Linked DNA regions of Mus musculus: all the other regions are linked to region 1. Evidence: chromatin loops called from intact Hi-C (ENCODE). Cell type or tissue: left cerebral cortex. All regions are shown on one strand. Region 1 has its middle 27 kb from the start of Acyp2. Region 2 holds the start of Psme4 (proteasome (prosome, macropain) activator subunit 4). Region 3 holds the start of Gpr75 (G protein-coupled receptor 75).

Region 1 (2,500 bases):
GCAGCGGGCGACCAGGTGGATTCGTCTCTAAGCAGGTTGACATTTCTGTTGGACTCCAGGAATGAGTAAGTTGCCGTCCCAGACTGGAAGTTATTTAACCAATTTTAGCCAATCATAACTAAGGCATTCACACATTACTTCATTGAGCTTCTACCTTATCATATTCACTCACACACGCTCTAGGCTTGGTTACATGAGGACCGCGTGGTAAGTGCAGCAGGGAACCAGAGCACCCCAGGCAGCTTTGAAGCACTGGGAAAAGTGGCTCCTGGGGCCACGCATTCCTTGCAGCTACTCTTCCAGCAGACCTGGGATTCATACCCAGCTCTCATTCTAGGACTGACACCCTTACACAGACATACATGCAGGCAAATGTCAAGGACCTGCCTTGGCTTGGAGAGGGGTCCTGAGAGAAGGGGTGTTTGAGAGCAGTGAAACAAACAACTCAAAGTCAGATTGTAGGTCCTAGCTGGCAGCCTATGTTTTGCTTGAGATAGTTTTCCAGACTGCTCTACGTTCTGCTCATAGAGTTCTCCAGGAAGTTCTCTTGTGCTATTCTAAAAATTCTCTAGATAGCTCATCTCTTGCAGATTGAAAGCCCAGTTTTTATTTACACATCAGTCCAGTCATTACCTCAGGTTCCCTTTTGATTATTCCAATCAGTATCCCAGGGCCCCAGCCTCTTAATTCTTAGGAGATAGCAAGCACATTTATTTTAACATTGCAAAAGAATTTAGAGATCTGCCTGCCTCTGTTAAGCACAGAGAAAAACTATCAGGGTGGGACCCTAGTACAGGTACATATTCTGCAATCAAGGGCTCAGTTAAGTGATTTTGCAGTACCAGAATGCATTTTTTAAGCTAAATTCAGCCAATTACAACTAGAGCGTGCCACAAATTACTTCATGGCTTTTTTTTTTTTCACTCATGCCCCCCCACACACACACACACACATACTATGGCTTGGTTATCTGGGGCTGTGGGTGTGGTCCGAGGCATTGCCCTACAGCAGGCTTGGGCGGCAGACATGAGTTCGTATCACTTTCACTCACTCTGGGGCCATTGGCTGTGCCTCGAGTGCAGCTATACAGCATGGGACCTTGTGAGGCCATGTGTTCTTTCAGTGATGACAAGGTACAAAACACAATAGAAGATATAGAATTGGAATCTAAATACTTAGAGTCATTTAAAATAAGAATGCACTGGAGATATACAAGGGCTTGGGTTTGGTGGCCAATATTGAAAAATTAAAGGAGATAAATTCAAGAGAGTGACATGTCCTAATCAAAAGATTCAAAACAGAAAAGAGAAAAGAATTTGCAGAGAGTGCTTGCTGCCCAAGCTTGACCGCCTGAGTTTGGTCTTCCAGAACCCATGTAATAGGAGTGAATCAAACTCTGCAATTTTCTCTCAGACCTAATCTCTATAGCATAATCTACTCTGGAGTTGACATTTCCCCAATGGGGAAATTCCTAAAGCATCCAGTCTTCAAGGCCCTTTTCTGAACAGCAGGAAGAGGGCAGTGCAAGACAAGATATGGATGAACACAGCAAGACCTCAGCAAAATGTGGCTGACTCACACAGACTATTCATTTCCCAGTGAGTAATCCTAGGTTGAAAACACTTAGACTTCTTTCTTCAGTGATAATGACTGTTAGTTGTACTTTCAATGAGCCACAAGACAAGAATCAGTTCTGCCTTATTTGTAAGTAAGAGATAGACTGCATACTAAGATTTATATGAAATCCTTAGGAAGATGGGCCTAACTAGGTAAACTTTTCTTGTATTTTGAGAACAGGGGACCCTTGTTCATCTGGTCTGCTTTTTGTCTAGAGGGTAGAATTTAAGTTCTATTTTAAAGGTATTTCTGTTCCCAACATCTAGGAAGCCATGAAGATATAATGTTCAGACTGGACATTTGCAGTGGCACAGGCTAGAGTCACCAGCAGGACTCTAGGATAATGAAGCCTGGTATTAGCTTCTTGATAAAAGGTCATCCTCTTGTCACATGTTTGTCCAGAGTTCTCCATACTTTATGTTTGAGCTTTTTCTACCCTCTTAGATTCTCTATTCTCTTAGATTTTTTCCTATCACTTTATTTATCAGTGATCACTCCAACAATGGCTGTTCTCAATAAACTAAGACTTGACTTACCTTGAATGTACTAACCCACTGGGGTTTGTCTCAGTCTGACAGTCTAGATCAAAAGTGGGAATTAGACTCTTTCTAAGTCACCAATAAGATGAAATTTAACATAGAAAGAGGTCTGTGATCTTGAAAGTTCTAGCAGAATGGGAAAACCAGACAACATGCAAGCTTCACAAGGCCTGCTATGGCTGTAGTTTATCACATCCTTAATGTACAGCCTTTAGCAGAGACACTATGAGCAAGCTGACAAATACTAACACTTATGTATGCTTCTAACAATAACAGATTCTGTGCTGGGAAGACATGGGTAATTGTTCTTATGACAATGGAACATGAAGTCTCTTGATCACTCA
Region 2 (2,500 bases), 96 kb after region 1:
CCAGCTGGTAATCCTTGTCTGTTTTTTCAGTTAGTTAGTTAGTTTGTTTTGTTTCGTTTTTTTGTTTAGCTCAGGTTGGCTTTAAGCTACAACCCTCCTGCTCTTGAGTTTCCAAATGCTGGGATGACAGGCGCATGTTACAATGTCCTCTCTTAGAAATTTCTTGTTATTTTTAAGATCAATCTCAATTCTCCAGCATTTACTTCTTAGTCTCAATACATGTATTCACTCCCTTCTGGCAAGCAATCTTTAACCAGCCTGAATCTTGAGTTATCAGAAAGCAAGCTTGCAGCCTCAGTCTTTTCTGTCAGCTGATAATTATTTCTTCCTCCTTTCTTTATCGAAATAACATTGCCATCAACCTTACAGATTAATTTAAAAATAACTTCTATGAAGGTGATATGCCTTCATTTAGAATTCCCAGGTATCTCGGTACTTATCCAGTATTTACCAATGCATTATCTTGTAATTTATTAGTTTGTTGCCAGGAAAGGCCTCTACGTCCTTAAGGGCAGAACTAGGCGTTCTTAAACTTTCTATAGGGACCTTAAATGAGAAGATGACACACAAAGTATATTTGTTGAGTAACTTTTTTGGAGGGTGGACGGGGAAATATCAGAAAGGTGGGGGGTAAAAGGACAGAGGAACACAGGGTACTATTGTGTATACAGATTCTTCCATACACGTTTTTTTAAAGATAGTGTCTCCTGTTGCCAGTAGGAAGCAGAGGTTGGCCTAGAACTCTTTGTGCTCATACTGCTTCGCTGTCCACACTCCCGCCCCCGGCTGGGATACAAGCTGCTCTTCCGTAAACTGGCCCAGAAGAGAGGATACTGAGCGTGGAGAGGTAGTCGGATTCCGTGTCTCTGGATCCTGCTGGAGCAGAGTAGGGTCTCTTGTTTCTCGCCGGCAGCCTCGCGTGGCAACCCCAGTCGCTGACACCAAACTCGGCTGACTGCAAGAAAGCAGCCAGGTTACCTCCTCCCCGCCTCCGTGGCCCCGCCCCGGAAGTGACTTGAGGCCGGTCCGGAACCTCCCGGCGCTGCGGCTGCAGCGTCACCAGAAGAGCCGGAGGGGTCCGGGCCGAGCAGCCGCTGCCACCGCCAACGAACCGGGTGCCGCGCGGGGTCCAGCAGCGCGCCGGGCAGCCGGGGCGGGAGGGGGGCCCAGCGGTCGGGCCGAGGGCGAGGCGACGCGGACGAGGCTGAGCCCGCAGCGGGGCGGGGGCCGGGGCCGGGGGTCGGGCCGGGGGCGGCCCCGGGCTAATGGAGGCTCCGGAGCGGGCGGGCGGCGGGGAGCCCCCCGAGCCTGGCGGGCGGCCGGTACTGGGCCCGCGGGCCTTCGTCCCGCAGAAGGAGATCGTGTACAACAAGCTTCTGCCCTATGCCGAGCGGCTGGACGCCGAGTCCGACTTGCAGCTGGCACAGATCAAGAGCAACCTGGGCCGGGCCGTGCAGCTCCAAGAGCTGTGGCCCGGGGGCCTCTTCTGGACGCGGAAACTCTCCACGTAAGTGGGCTGAAGCCGTCGGCGGGCCGGGCTCTTTGTCTGCGCTGCTGGTGCTGCTCAACTCTGTTCTGTCCAGACGGCGCTGACCTGGTGCAGGATTCCAGGGGCGCGGCCGAGTCCGGGGAGACCCAGTCTCCTCGTTGCTTTCCGTGGGACTTCTGGGTCCTGTCGGTCGCCTCTCACGATCAGCGTTCTGGTCCTTTCTCTTGACGTGCCAGGCTCTGGGGAGCCACAGGCGTACCCGGGCATAGGGACGAGCGGCTCCCATTGGTTCTCCCTGGGGTTCTGCGCTTGGAGCTGCGGGATAGAGAGCTTCGGTCTTTGGGGAAGCGACTCCTGTCCTTGCTTCTGTGGTTTTTTTGGGTTTGTTGTTTGTTTTTTGTTTTTGTTGTTGTTTTGTTTTGTTTTTCCTTCCTCGTCGATCCACTTTACACTTCTTACCGTAGGAAGTAGGGACAGTAAGAGGTTGTGTGTGTGTGTGTGTGTGTGTGGTGTGTTTTTCTGTGTTACTATGTTTCTTGGGGGTCTGGGTTGCTGTTCTGGCTTCCTGGATTTAATTGAAACGATTCGTTTCAAATGGACAGTCAGCGCATTCTCGGATTGAGTAGACGTTGAGAATGTTGTCTTAGAATTCTAGGAAAAGTGTATGTTCCTGTTGTGACATTTCCTCGGTCACGACTTCGCTTATTCTAAGGCAAATAGTGAAGAGCGCTGTTAGGTTGATCCCGGGCTTTGTTGGCCAGACTGTGTGGTTTTGAGTTGGTTAGTTCTTTTGTTTTCCGTACGCACTAGCCGCAAATTATAGCGTCATTAGAATTAGAACGGGGGAAAAGTAATGATGGAGCAAAAAGTTTGGAGAGGTCATTTGCTCTATGCGCGCCTTTACTTTGGCAGAACTTATTATATAAGATTTTTGCTGTTTTGTTTGGTACGCTACATATAATTTGGTAAGACTATGTTTATGCATATGGTTACCGATAAGTGATTGCACAG
Region 3 (2,500 bases), 210 kb after region 1:
ATATTGTTAGCCATGATTAACTTTTACAGACTTTGCCTTTTGCATTATTGGTATGCCACTGTTTTTATCCAGTATCCTTGCTGCCATATTTTGTGCATGTTATTATTTTGTGTTGCCTTATAACCCCACAAACATTGGTGGAGCCTTTGTCTTTCTCAGTATGAGGTTGGTTTCTCTCAGGTGTATGTACTACTGATGGCTACTAGTAGTTCAGCCTGAACATTTTGTTATCGTTTATGTCCAAATGGAAATTATACAGGCAGTATTTAATGTATTTGGAGAGACATATAATTTGGGTCAGAATTCCCACTCTTAACTGCTAATTCGTGTTTTTTTTCTTCAAATGTTTCTAGGGCCCAGTGTTACCTTTACCAACAACATCTTAGAACCAGTATATTGCCAAGTGTCTGGGGAGTAGAACATGATTTATGTGAAAATTAGTTGGGGGTTTTTCTTGAGCATTTTTTTTCCTAAACATAGTTCGGATTTCACAAATCCCTTCAACATGTTTCTTAGTAAAAAATGGGAAAATTAATAGAATTGTATTAGTATTATTATATTTTATACTTAATTACATTAAGTATAAAGGAAACTTAACAGAAAACGGAAAGGGGTTGTAGTGGCAATGGTGCCACGAAATATTTCACCTGGATGGAATCAAAGTCTTTGATTTCTAACCAAAAAAAAAAAGGGGGGGGACATTTGAATAGCATTCTCTATTTCTTAAGTATTGGATGAGATTAGAAAAGTAGAAGATCATAATTAACCAGGTTAAAATCCTGAAGGAGTTAACAGGGTATGTTTGCCCATAACAACATACTTAGGAATGTTTCTTATATAAGCTAAAGTGGGTTTGTTGTTTTAGACATATTGACTTTGGGAGATGAGAAGCAACGCTCTAATGGTTTATGCTGGTGTTTTAAACAGGACTAGCTGAATTACACTATTGCTTCTCAAGATTTTTACACCCAACACGGTATTTAATAGTACCTGTTTGTTTGTTTTTTTAACTTTGCATCAACCACGTACTTACTATGACCTAAGACACATATGTGTGTTGAAATTGGTTCGATTCAATTTGTCATAATGACTTTAATTATTAAACTGGAACTGACAGCCTAGTTAGAAAGCCAAGGAGATCAGCTTGAAGGCTCTCCGCAGGCACTCTCAGCTGTCTCCTCCTGCCTGGCATCTCTGGTTTTCATTTTTTCCTTGCTGTGTATCAGCGGTCAGTGGCCAATTCACAGGCAGCCCTGGCATATCGGAGCGCACTCCCACTAGGCTGAGGCGGGCAGGCAGGGAGGGTGCCGAGCAGGCGGGGCGGCCACGGTCAGAGGGAGGGGCCGCGCCCCGGGTTCGGTGACTGCGCCGCGCGCCCGGCTCGCCTAGGCTCCCGGGATGCGCGGAGGCGGCAGCGATGGCGATGATGACTCTAGCCCGGCAGCTTCCAGGCCACCGGGCACAGATAGGGTCACTACTGCGACACGGAGGAGGAAGGGCGGCGCTGAGGCCAGCTGGTAGGTGAGAGGCCGCAAGCCCAGACCGGGAGGATCACACCAGGGTTGTGAGGCGAGCGGGAGCGGGGAGAAGGCTAAGCTTGGCCTGGCCTGGTAGGTTGCGCACCTGTGTTCCTGTGCAGCCTTGCTGTAAGCTCTACACAGACCACAACCCACTGCCTGCATCCAGGCGGAGTCCAAGCATCCCTGGACTAGCCTAGGCCTGTGTTTCCTCCAGTTCTAGGGAGCCCCCTACCCGTTACCAATCACAGTTGGGGATAAACCTGCAATCTCCTACTCCTTTAGTCAATAGTACGATAGTACGCAGTGCTCCACAGACTCCTTATCCCTCCACCAGAGACCCAGATCTTTCCCACCCCATCAGCTATTAGCCTCAATGGATAGATAGTTCAGGTGATTAGAAACAATGGGAGGTTTGAAATATCTCACTGACCTTGGGCAAGTTATTTAGCCTCCCCGTGCTTTTCTAGATCCATTCAAATTAGTGGGAATGGGACAGAACTTAGTTTTGTGTGAGGGCTGTGGAAAAAAAAAAAAAAAAAAAAAAAAAGCCTTCCATGAAGAAATTCGGCATTTATTTGGGGTTGGAATACAATGAAATAATCAAGGTCATGAGTTAACTTGTAAGTGTCCTAACGTTTGCTTCAAAAATTAATAATCTCTGTGAGCTCCTAGGGATCCGGGTTAGTTGATTCTGTTGGTCTTGCCCTTCAGCTCCCTCAGTCCGTCAACTTTTAGAATGGGAATAAAACAAACAAACAAACAGCACAGTATTAGAGACCCATCGCCCCTCCCCCCTCCCGCCTTCTCTTCCCCCTGTCCCTCCCTACACCTACTCATGACCCCCTCCCTCCTTCCCTCAGGCTGGCTTTCAAGTAGGTGATACTGCCTTTATGCTCTTGAGAGACTGAGATTACAGGCTACCACATCCAGCTTTTCACATATTTTTTTGTTTATTTGTTTTGCAACAGAGTGTCACTATG

What was found. Peaks named below come from ENCODE experiments on the same cell type or tissue, not always from the same donor. Only the 100,000 strongest peaks of a DNase experiment are listed, where the experiment ranks them.
Region 2: a loop joins it to region 1, with 3 times the contacts of the local background. A loop is called at or near these places in 3 of 42 quality-filtered maps.
Region 3: a loop joins it to region 1, with 5 times the contacts of the local background. A loop is called at or near these places in 3 of 42 quality-filtered maps.

The regions. Positions count from the first base shown.
Region 1 is chr11:30,674,755-30,677,254 of GRCm38, forward strand. No RefSeq gene overlaps it. Among named protein-coding and RNA genes, the nearest start is that of Acyp2, 27 kb to the left of the region's middle. In left cerebral cortex, a CTCF peak has its summit at 1,502; a DNase peak (open chromatin) is centred at 1,532.
Region 2 is chr11:30,770,718-30,773,217 of GRCm38, forward strand. Psme4 (proteasome (prosome, macropain) activator subunit 4) reads left to right here and starts at 1,058. Exons shown (of 47, transcript NM_134013.3): 1 at 1,058-1,507. The coding sequence starts at 1,266. In left cerebral cortex, no CTCF peak of the experiment used is centred here; DNase peaks (open chromatin) are centred at 988, 1,614 and 2,240; H3K4me3 peaks cover 2,131 bases; H3K27ac peaks cover 1,424 bases.
Region 3 is chr11:30,884,026-30,886,525 of GRCm38, forward strand. It overlaps Gpr75 (G protein-coupled receptor 75), which reads left to right and starts at 1,333. Exons shown (of 2, transcript NM_175490.4): 1 at 1,333-1,517. It also overlaps a transcript of Erlec1 not described here. In left cerebral cortex, no CTCF peak of the experiment used is centred here; DNase peaks (open chromatin) are centred at 1,393 and 1,690; H3K4me3 peaks cover 1,507 bases; H3K27ac peaks cover 1,444 bases.